Regions from separate parts of the Homo sapiens genome. Here region 1 is linked to region 2. A link is a loop called in an ENCODE intact Hi-C map of the cell type or tissue named here. Cell type or tissue: mesothelial cell of epicardium. All regions are shown on one strand. Each heading gives the region's core, and the rest is flanking DNA. Links, peaks and the distances in the headings are about the cores only. Region 1 overlaps LOC105376289 (a long non-coding RNA gene). Region 2 overlaps LOC107987133 (a long non-coding RNA gene).

Region 1 (5,375 bases), core at 154-5,153, 110 kb after region 2:
ATTGCATTCCAGCCTGGGCAACAAAAGCAAAACTCCATCTCAAAAACAAAACAAACAAACAAAAGAAAACCTCGATTTTCCAAGCCTCCTTGCTGTCCAAGGTGGCCATGTAACCCAGATCTAGCCAGTAAGTTAGAACAAAAGTCCCTGAGGAGCAATTCCCTTTCTGAATAAAGAGATGGAGCTGGCAAGGAAAAGGCCCTCTCACTCTTTGCTCTTCGGCCTTTTGCTCCTTCTCCTTCCTCTTGCCTGGAACATGGATGTGAGGCCCGGAGGTGCCGCAGCCATCTTGTGACCATGAGGCAGCAACTGTGAGGACACAGCCTCCACACTGAAGACAGTGAAAGGGAAGATAGAGCAGGGGTGGCCGTGCCATCTGTAAGTTACTACACCAACCCGACTACCCACCGAAGGCTTATCATTGGCTAAAGCAAAATCTTCTGTCTGTATAAGCCCCTGTATTAGTAGTTTCTTTATTTACAATGAACGTAATACTTATGCTACACAGCCAGCCCTTCACGAGGAACCCCTGCAGAACTTGCATTCTCACTCTCCTTGGGGCTCACTGCGTGCCCGCCACTGCGCTGGCCTCTCTTAGTTCTCTGATCACACTGAACTTATTCCTGTCTCAGGACCTTTGCACTGGCTGGGCCGGCTAGAGGCTGCTGGCTCTTCCTTACCACTCTGGCGGTCTCAGTTTAAACCCCACGTCCTGAAAAACGCCTTCCCTCTCTGCCGCACAATCTGTAGGAGCCTCCCCAGGCCCCTCTACCCCATGAGTCGGTTTCTTTTCCCCACCACTCCTTACTGCTGTCTGCTGCTTTCTCTACCTGCTTCTTCATCTGCTTGGTGCACAGAACGGCAGCTCCATAGGGAGTCCGGCTGCCTGTGTTGAGTGCCTCTGTGTCCCCAGTGTGTGGCATATAGTAAGTACTCAATAAAGGTTTGCTGGATGAATTATTCAGTGTCTTTTTTGTTTGTTTTGTTTTGGAGACAGAGTTTCGCTTTTGTCACCCAGACGAGTGCAGTCCCGCGATCTTGGCTCACTGCAACCTCTGTCTCCCAGGTTCAAGCTATTCTCCTGCCTCAGCCTCTCAAGTAGCTGGGATTACAGGCACCCACCACCACGCCCGGCTAATTTTTTGTATTTTTAGTAGAGATGGGGTTTCATCATGTTGGCCAGGCTGGTCTCAAAGTCCTGACCCCAGGTGACCCACCCGCCTTGGCCTCCCAAAGTGCTGGGATTACAGGCGTGAGCTACCAGGCCCGGCCATTTATTCAGTGTATTAATTAATGCCAATCTCTCTGCTGATGTGTCCTGTCTCTCTGCCTGGGAGCTGGAAACCCCCACTCTTTCCTTTGAGCTGTTCCTCCTGGGAAAGCCTTCCTGGCACTCCCAGACCTGGGCTGGGACATCTGTGGTTCCCGCACCCATGACTTTAGGTGTCTCTCTGCCGCCACCCTTTCACAATTCTAACTGCAAGGTGGTTGACGTCTTCATCTGTTAGATGTCATCTCCCCCTCCAGGCCATAAACTTCAAGAGGACAGGGACTATCTTCGTTTCCTGCTCCATGGCCCATGCCTGGCGCAGGTCGATGTGTTTGTTGAATGAATGAATGACAGCAGCTGCTTCCAGACTGGAAGATCTCAGGCTAGACGACAGGAGTCACCCAAGTCCCATCCCTTCCCACCCCAGCCCGCCCCCTCCCCCGGAAGAAAAACTAAATCAAAGCCGCGTGTCCCACCCAGTTCAGATCTGCCTTGTTCTGAACAAAGGGGCAGCTGGTGCCTCTGCCCAGACAGACGCCTGCATCAGCAACACGCAAAGCCAGCCTTGCCGCGCAGCCCGAGGGTCTCGGGGGGCTGTTCCTTAGCAAGATTTTGCCCCTTTCCCTCCACTTCATCCTCCTATTCACCCTCTCCCCCAAATAACAGCACACACCCTCAACCCTCGTGTGGAATTTTTCGTCTTCAAAGCACTTCCTAAGCATTAGCTCATTAGCAGAGCGGCCCCTTGACACCACGAGGCTGCTCCCTGGGTGTCTTCTGAGTCATAACGCTCGAGTTTACCGACAAAAACAAGTTTTTCCCATAGAGCGGATTCGGCGCCACAGCCAAGATCACTGTCTCAGAAAAAAAGGGAAGAAGGAAGGAGAGAAACACTGCCTCTGGCAAGCGCCAGCCAAGCACTGATCCCCGTGTCAGCTCTAAGCACTAGGAGACCCGAGAGATGCCAGGCTCAGCGTAGGGGCCACCGAAGCTTCCGTCCCCTGCCCTGGGCTGGAACCCTCCACCAGGAGGAGATGTCACAGCGTGGCCCCTGACACCTGGCACCTCTCCCAGCGTCTCTCCCTGCACCCACATCTGGTTTCCCACCACTAGGAATGTTTCCCGCCTCCCACTCCATCCCCACCCCGCAAACACAGCCATAAGCCCTAAGCCCAGAGGACGGGATAACCATTTGCTGCCTAATAAATGACGGGTGGTGTCAGCCAGCCCGGACAGAGGGCAGTTACTCTGGCATTGAACAGACCTGGGTTCAAATCCCAGATCTGCTCCTTACAAGCTCTGGGACCTTGGCCAAGTGGCCGAGACTGTTTCCTCGTCTGTGGAATGAGGCCGCACTGGCCCTGCCTCCCTCAGGGTCGTCTGTGAAATGATGAGTGGAGAGCACTGGGGCACTTGGAGTCAGCGATGTTCTCAGCCAAGGGAGCAGCTGCCAATTTCTCTGGTTTTAGGGGTTACAGAGTGGCTTCCATTCCAGAGGCAGAGCACAGGTCCCAGGGTAGGGGACTCAGTACTGGGCATTACGGAAGCCCCCACAAGAGTCAGGGAGGATCGTGGCCTTCTCCCTGCAGGAGGGGCTGGTCTTAGCACCCCTGCCTCTGTACCCCACACCATCTCATCCACAGAAGAGGCATTGAATAAAGATCCAAACTAAAAGCCTCATGTAAACCAATACAAAAGCTGGACTGGGCCATACATAGTGGCTCATAACTGTAATCCCAGCACTTTGGGAGGCCAAGGCGGAGGATCACTTGACGCCAAGAGTTTGAGACCAGCCTCGCCAAACATGGCAAGATCTGTCTACAAAAAATTTATTTTTTTGTTTTGTTTTTGTGAGACGGAGTTTCAGTCTTGTTGCCCAGGCTGGAGTGCAATGGTGAGATCTTGGCTCACTGCAACCTCTGCCTCCTGGGTTCAAGCGATTCTCCTGCCTCAGCCTCCTGAGCAGCTGGGACTACAGGCGCCCGCCACCACGCCCAGCTAATTTTTTGTATTTTCAGTAGAGATGTGGTTTCACCATGTTGGCCAGACTGGTCTTGAACTCCTGACCTTAAGTGATCCACCCACCTTGGCCTCCCAAAGTGCTGGGATTACAAGCATGAACCAACACACCCAGCCCCTACAAAAATTTTAAAAATTAGCCAAGCATGGTGGCATGCACGTGTGGTCCCAGCTACTCAAGAGATGGGAAGATTGCCTGAGCCGGGGAGGACGAGGCTGCAGTGAGCCATGATGACGCCACTGCACTCTGCTCCAGCCTGGGCAACACAGCAAGACCCTGTCTCTAAAAAAAGAAAAGAAAAGAAAATGGCTGGGTGCAGTGGCTCACGCCTGTCATCCTAGCACTTTGGGAGGCCAACATGGGTGGATCACAGGGTCAGGAGTTCGAGATCAGCCTGACCAACATGGTGAAACCCCGTCTCTACTAAAAATACAAAAATTAGCCGGGCGTGGTGGTGGCATGTGCTTATAGTCCCAGCCACTCAGGAGGCTGAGACAGGAGAATCGCTTGAACCCGGGAGGCGGAGGTTGCAGTGAGCCAAGATCTCACCACTGCCCTCCAGCCTGGGCGACAGAGTGAGACTCTGTCTCAAAAGAAAGGAAAGAAGGAAGGAAGGAAGGAAGGGAGGGACGGACAGACAGAGGGAGGGAGAGAGGAAGGAAAGAGAAAGGCCAGGTGCGGTGGCTCACACCTGTAATCCCAGCACTTTAGGAGGCCAAGGCAGGCGGATCACTTGAGGTCAGGAGTTCGAGACCAGCCTGGCCAGCATGGCGAAACCCTGTCTCTACTAAAAACATAAAAATTAGCCAGGTGTGTTGGCGTGAACCTGTAGTCCCAGCTACTCAGGAGGTTGAAGCAGGAGAATCGCTTGAACCCAGGAGGAGGAGGCTGCAGTGAGCCAAGATCATGCCACTGTATTCCAGCCTGGGCAACAGAGTGAGACTGTCTCAGAAAATAATAATAATAAATAAAATAAATAAATACAATGCAAAAAAATTTTTAAAGCTGGTCTGGGTCATGGAAAATGCACCAGAAACACTACTATCTAGAAACTCCTCCCTTGAGTCACAGCAAATATTGATTGGACCCCTACCACGCACCAGGCACTGTGCTGGGCACAGGACACTCCCTCTGGAGATGGTAGGAGACTGCTGGGCATCCCTCCAGGGCACATGCCAGCAACATCCTACTTCGTGCTCCAGCAAAAAGGTCCAAATGTATGTGGCCAAGCAGATGTGGGTGCGCCTTGAGGGCAGAAACCCTGTTCGCTGAGTAAGAACGCTGCTGGACAGTTCGGTGTCCATTTTGTCCCCAGCTACCTTCCTAACAGAACCCTGTTTTGTTCAAGTGGGCAAATATGCCCAGATACAAATACTCACTTCCCAGACTCCTTTGCAGCTAGCTGGGCTGCTTTACCTAATTCTAGCAATGAGATGAAATTAGGAGTCTCCTGCTAAGAATGACCAGGAAATCAATTGTTTTTCTGAAAAAAAGAGGAATTCACCTGGCAGGGGCCTTTTGTACTTTGCCCTTCACCCTTTCCCAATCACCACCCCAATTTTCCTGCCTGGAATGCTGTCCTGAGAGCTGGAGGTGAAGCAGCCGTTTTCTGCCACAAAGAGGAAAGCCACGTGCTAGGTGGCCAGAAGGGCGTCTCCAGAGGCTGCCCAGGCCTGACTGCCTCCCACAGCACCGTGTGCTTCCCGCTCAAGTCATCATTGTTGGGTTTCTGTGAGTCGCAGCTAACCACAAATCCCAACTCATCACCAGGCCACGTCGGAGACCCTCACCGTCAGCAGAGGGGCCAGCACAGAGCGGCCACTTAAGAAACATGCTTGAATGCAGGAGTGAAGGGCTCGATGCGGCAGAACAGACCCCTGAGGTGCCCTGCGGCCCGGAGTCTCCAGACCTGAACTGCAAACTCAGCCCCAAAGGGGAGAGTGCCAGCATGATTCTATCAGACCTACAGAGCCTGGATTCCTCCAGGGCCACACCGTGTGACCCTGAGCAAGTGCCCCCCCCTCTCTGGGCCTCAGTTTCCCTGAGAAGTTAGTGTGTGGGACTTGGTGGTCTTTGTGGACGGTC
Region 2 (5,315 bases), core at 316-5,315:
CCTCTCTCCCAGGCAAAGAGGAGCTCAGAATTATTGTTCCATTACCTTCTCACGCATCATGGATAATCTGCTTAGGTAGTAGGTGTATTGTTTAAGTCAGTTTCCTGTCACTGCTCTAACAGATTACCACAAACCTGGTGGCTCAAAACAACCCAAATTTATTATCTTGTAACTCTGGGAGTTGTAAGTCTGAAATGAGTCTCCCTGGGCTGAAATCAAGGTGTCGGCAGGACTGCATTCCTTCTGGAAGCTCTAGGGGAGAATTCACATCCTTGCCTTTTCAGCTTCTAGAGGCCACCCACGTTCCTTGACTCATGGCTCCTTCCACCAAAGGCATCATTCCAACCTCTGCTTCCTTCACCTCGTCGCCTCCTCTAGCTCTGACCCTCCTCCCCGACCCGTATAAGGACCCTGGTGATTACCTTGGGCCCAACTAGATAATCCACGATCATCCCCCCATCTCAGGATTCCTAACTTAATCACACGTGCAGAATTCCTTTGGCCACATGAAGTAGCACACTCACAGCTTCCAGGGATCAGAACGTGGACGTCTTTGGGGGCCATTACTCTGTGCACCACCATCAGTGTCCTCCCACTTGGAAGAGGACAAAAGTTTTCCTGTGTTTTGCTCATTCATGTGTCCCAAGAACCTACAGCAGGGTTGGCTCAAAAAAATATTTGGTAATTCATGAATACGTGAATGAGAGTGGCCCAAATATCACAAGCAAATCTTTTTTTTTCTTTCTATTTTTGAGACAGGGTCTCGCTTTGTCACCCAGGCTGGCGTCCAGTGGCATGATAGCTCACTGTCACCTCAACCTCCCAGGTTCAAGCGATCCTCCCACCTCAGTCTCTCAGATAGCTGGGACTACAGGTGCACACCATCATGCCCAGATAATTTTTTTTTTTTGTCAAGCCAGGGTCTTGCTATGTTGTCCAGGCTGGTCTCGAACTCCTGGGCTCAAGCGATCCTGCCACCTCAGCCTCCCAAAGTGCGGGCCTCATAGGCAAATCTTGTGACTAGAACCAAGAAGCCCTGTTTCCCAGGTCAGTACTGATTGAGGGGAACAGCATTTATCTTTGTACAGAGGAGGTTGGTCCTATGACGATCAGGTTGATCAGAGGACAAAGAGCCGGCTGTGCCTGTGAAGGAGAGCAGGCGTGAGCTACTGCCTGGCTACCCAAGGCAAAGCAATGCAGTGGCAGAGGCAGCGTCCAGGAAGCCTCCGTCTCCAGAATGTGGAGGACTTTGTCTTGTGATTCTGTAAGCAAGTGTGGTCAGACCCAAAGAGCTCTGCCCTAACCCGGTCACAGGGTGGCCGAGCAGAGGCAGCTGAGCACTCTTCATAGTCCTGGTGGCCAAGGTGCTGTTGTGACTGCTGACCTGTGTAATGTTATTCTGAATCTTTGTTTACATTTCAGGGTTTTTTAGGTAAAATTTACATATTCACAAATGCACGATTTACAAATGCACAGATTTCATGTGTACCATTTTATGAGGTTTTACGTATTTTATCAAATGCATACACCTGAAGCCCACACGTTAGCAAAATCAAGAACTTTTCAACATGCCAGAAAGTTACTTTGTGTCTTCCCAGCCAATCCTGCACCGCCACAGGCAATCGGTTTTCTAATTTTTTTCACCATAGATTAGTTTTGCCTGTTCCAGAACTTTGTATAAGTGGAATCACACAATTTGTATCTTTTTGTGTCTGGCTTTTTTCATTCCACATAATGTCTGTGATTCATCTGTGTTGTTGTGTTTATTGATAGTTCATTCTCTCTTTTTTTTTTTTTTTTTTTGATGAATTGTATTCCATAGTATGGATATACCACAATTTGTTTATCTGTTCTTCTGTTAATGGATATTTGGGCAGTTTCCAGTCTGAGGGTATTATAAATAAAGCTGCTACAAACATTTACATAAAAATCTTTTTGCAAACATGTGCACTTATTTCTTTTGGGACCACATCTAGAAGTGGCATTACTGGGTCATAGGGTAGATGTATGTTTTACTTTATAAGACAAGAGTGAAACTTTCTCCGAGGTACTTGTAACATTTTATGTTTCCATCAGTGATTTATGAGAGTTCCAGTTTTTCTACATCCTCATCCACATTTGGTGCCATCGGTCTTTTAAAATTGGAGTCATTCTAGTGCAGGGGTCACAAACCCCCAGGCCACAAACTGGTATAGGTCCATGGCCTGTTAGGAACCGGGCCGCACAGCAGGAGGTGAGTGGCTGATGAGGGGGCATTGCTGCGTGAGCTCCACCTCCGGCCAGATCAGTGGCAGCACTGGATTCTCTCAGAAGCGTGAGCCCTATTGTGAACTGTGCATGCGAGGGATCTAGGTTGCACCCTCCTGATGAGACTTGAACTAATGCCTGTTCTAAGGTGGAACAGTTTCATCCCAAAACCGTCCCAAACCCCCAGCCATAGAAAAATTGGCCATGAAAAAGTTGTCTTCCACAAAACTGGTCCCTGGTGCCAAAAAGGTTGGGGACCATTGTTCTGGTGGGACTGCAGTAGTAGCTCATGGATTTTCATTTGCATTTCCCAGATAACTAATGACGATGAACACTTTCAAATGTGTTCATTGGCCATTCATATGCATTCTTCCGTGACGTGTCTGTTCAAATCTTTCCAGCACATAAACCCTCTTATTATTGAGTTACAGGATTATCTATATAACCTGGATACTAGCCTTTTATCAGATATATGGGTTGCAGTATTTGCCCAAAGTATGTGGTTTCCCTTTTAGTTTTCTTAACAATAAAGACTTTTCATTTTGATGAAGTCAATTTATCAATTTTTTTTTTTGAAACAAAGTCTCACTCTGTCACTCAGGCTGTAGTGCAATGGCACGATCTTGGCTCACTGCAACCTCCGCCTCCCAGGTTCAAGCGATTCTCTTGCCTCAGCCTCCCAAGTAGCTGGGATTACAGGTGCCCGCCACTACGCCTGGCTAATTTTTTTGTATTTTTAGTAGAGATGGGGTTTCATCATGTTGACCAGGCTGGTCTCAAGCTCCTGACCTCGTGATCTACCCACCCCAGCCTCCCGAAGTGCTAGGATTACAGGCATGAGCCACTATACCAGGCCCAATTTATCGATTTTTTAAATGTTTGTTGCTTTTGCTGTCCCATCTAAGACATTCTGGACTGCTCACAGATCGTGAAAGTGTTTCCCTGTGTTTTCTTGTGGAAGTTTCACAGTTTTAGCTTTTACATTTAGACCTACGATCCACCTTGAATTAAATTTATTGTATAATTTGAAGATTCAACATTCATTTTTCTCAATACTGACATCCAGTTGTTCCAGCATCATTTATTCAAAATACTGCTTTTCCCCATAGAACTGTTTTGATGCCTTTGTCAAAAATCAATGTGCTGTATAAATGTGGGCCTACTTCTGGACTCTCTAGTCAATACCATGAATCTAGTCTTTTTTTGGCCTTTGTTCTTTAGTCTTGAAATCAGGTACTGTAAGTTCTTCAACTTACGGCAAGATTTGGAGGGCTAACTTAGGTTCTTCTCTATGAATGTTAGAATGAGATTGACAATTCACGCATTCTCCTTTTTTTTTTTTTTTTTTTTTTTTGAGACGGAGTTTCTCTCTTGTTGCCCAGGCTGGAATGCAATGGTGCAATCTTGGCTCACCACAACCTCCACCTCCAGAGTTTAAGCAATTCTCCTGCTTCAGCCTCCCGAGTAGCTGGGATTACAGGCACGTGCCACCACGCCCAGCTAATTTTGTATTTTTAGTAGAGACGGGGTTTCTCCATGTTGGTCAGGCTGGTCTCGAACTCCCGACCTCAGGTGGCCCACCCACCTCGGCCTCCCAAAGTGCTGGGATTACAGGCGTGAGCCACTGAGCTGGGCCAATTTATGCATTCGCACAATGCTCCCGGGATTATGATAGGTCAATCCAGGGAGAATTGACCTGTTAACTAACTTGGGTCTTCTGACCCACGAGCACACAATTTCTTTCTGTTTATCTTAGGGCTTCTTTCATTTCTCTCTTTTGCTAAGTTTATTACTAAGTATGTTATACTTATAAATGAAATTTTAAAAAACATTTCTGCTTGCTGCCAGTGCACAGATATGTAATTATCAATTATATATAAACATATATATATCTTATATCTTACAATCGTGCTAAATTCATTTATTAAGTTATTGTAGTTGTTTTGCAGATTCCTTAGAATTTTCTACATAGAGAATGATCTCATCTGTAAAGAGAGACAGTTTTACTTCTTTCTTTATGGTCTTCATGCTTTTTATTTCTTTCTCTTTTTTTCCTTTTCTTCTTTCTTTTTTTTTTTCTTTTTGTCTTATTGCACCAGTTAGGACTTTCAGCACAATAATATAGAGAGACTGTGATCCCTGCCATTTTCCTGGTCTTAGGGGGAAAGTGTTTACTATTTCACTATTAAGTATAATATCAGCTGTAGAGTTTTCATCCATGCCGTTTTTATGTTTTGTTTTTGTATATTTGTTTGTTTGTTTGTTTGAGATAGAGTCTCGCTCTGTTGCCCAGACTAGAGTGCAGTGGTGGGATCTCAGCTCACTGCAACCTCTGTTTCCAGGGTCCAAGCGATTCTCCTGCCTCAGCCTCCCGAGTAGCTGGTATTACAGGCACCCACCACCACACCCAGCGAATTTTTGTATTTTTAGTAGAGATGGGGTTTCACTGTGTTAAACTAGGCTGGTCTTGAACTCCTGACCTCAGGTGACCCACCTGCCTCAGCCTCCCAAAGTGCTGGGATTACAGGCGTGAGCCACCGTGTGCAGCCCACATGTCCTTTTTTAGATTGAGAAAGGTCTCTTCCATTTCTAGTTGGTGAGAGAGAGAGAGAGAGAGAGTGTGTGTGTGTGTGTGTGTGTGTGTGTATACACATTGAATAAGCATTGAGTTTTATTTAAACATTTTTGTGTTTTCAACGATCATATGGTTTCTCTCCTTTATTTTGTGAATACTGTGTATTACACTGATTAAATTTTTAACATTAAACCAATATTACATTGCTGAGACAAAACTCAGTTGGTCTTAGTGTATTATCCTTATAATATATTGCTAGATTAAATTTGCTAGTATTTTCTTAGGAATGCTTGCATCTATGTTCTTGTGGGATATTGTTCTGTAGTTTTATTGTGATGTGTTTGTCAGGTTTGGGCGGTAGGGTTATGCTGACCTCACAAAACAAGTGGGAAGGTTTCCTCTTTCTCCTTTTTCTGTAAGAGTTTCTGATGTATTATTTTTTCTTAAATGTTTAATAGAAGTCACCAGTGAAACCACTGGATATAGAGTTCTC

Evidence for each region. A loop is a pair of places that touch in the nucleus more often than their neighbours do. Peaks named below come from ENCODE experiments on the same cell type or tissue, not always from the same donor. Only the 100,000 strongest peaks of a DNase experiment are listed, where the experiment ranks them.
Region 1: a loop joins it to region 2, with 35 times the contacts of the local background. A loop is called at or near these places in 7 of 110 quality-filtered maps.

The regions. Positions count from the first base shown.
Region 1 is chr9:129,195,362-129,200,736 of GRCh38, reverse strand. All of the region lies in intron 1 of LOC105376289 (a long non-coding RNA gene), which reads right to left. Among named protein-coding and RNA genes, the nearest start is that of IER5L, 20 kb to the right of the region's middle. In mesothelial cell of epicardium, for the core only: no CTCF peak of the experiment used is centred there; a DNase peak (open chromatin) is centred at 2,130.
Region 2 is chr9:129,302,403-129,307,717 of GRCh38, reverse strand. The region is part of intron 1 of LOC107987133 (a long non-coding RNA gene); the gene reads right to left. Among named protein-coding and RNA genes, the nearest start is that of LINC02913, 16 kb to the left of the region's middle. In mesothelial cell of epicardium, for the core only: no CTCF peak of the experiment used is centred there; DNase peaks (open chromatin) are centred at 537, 2,957 and 3,817.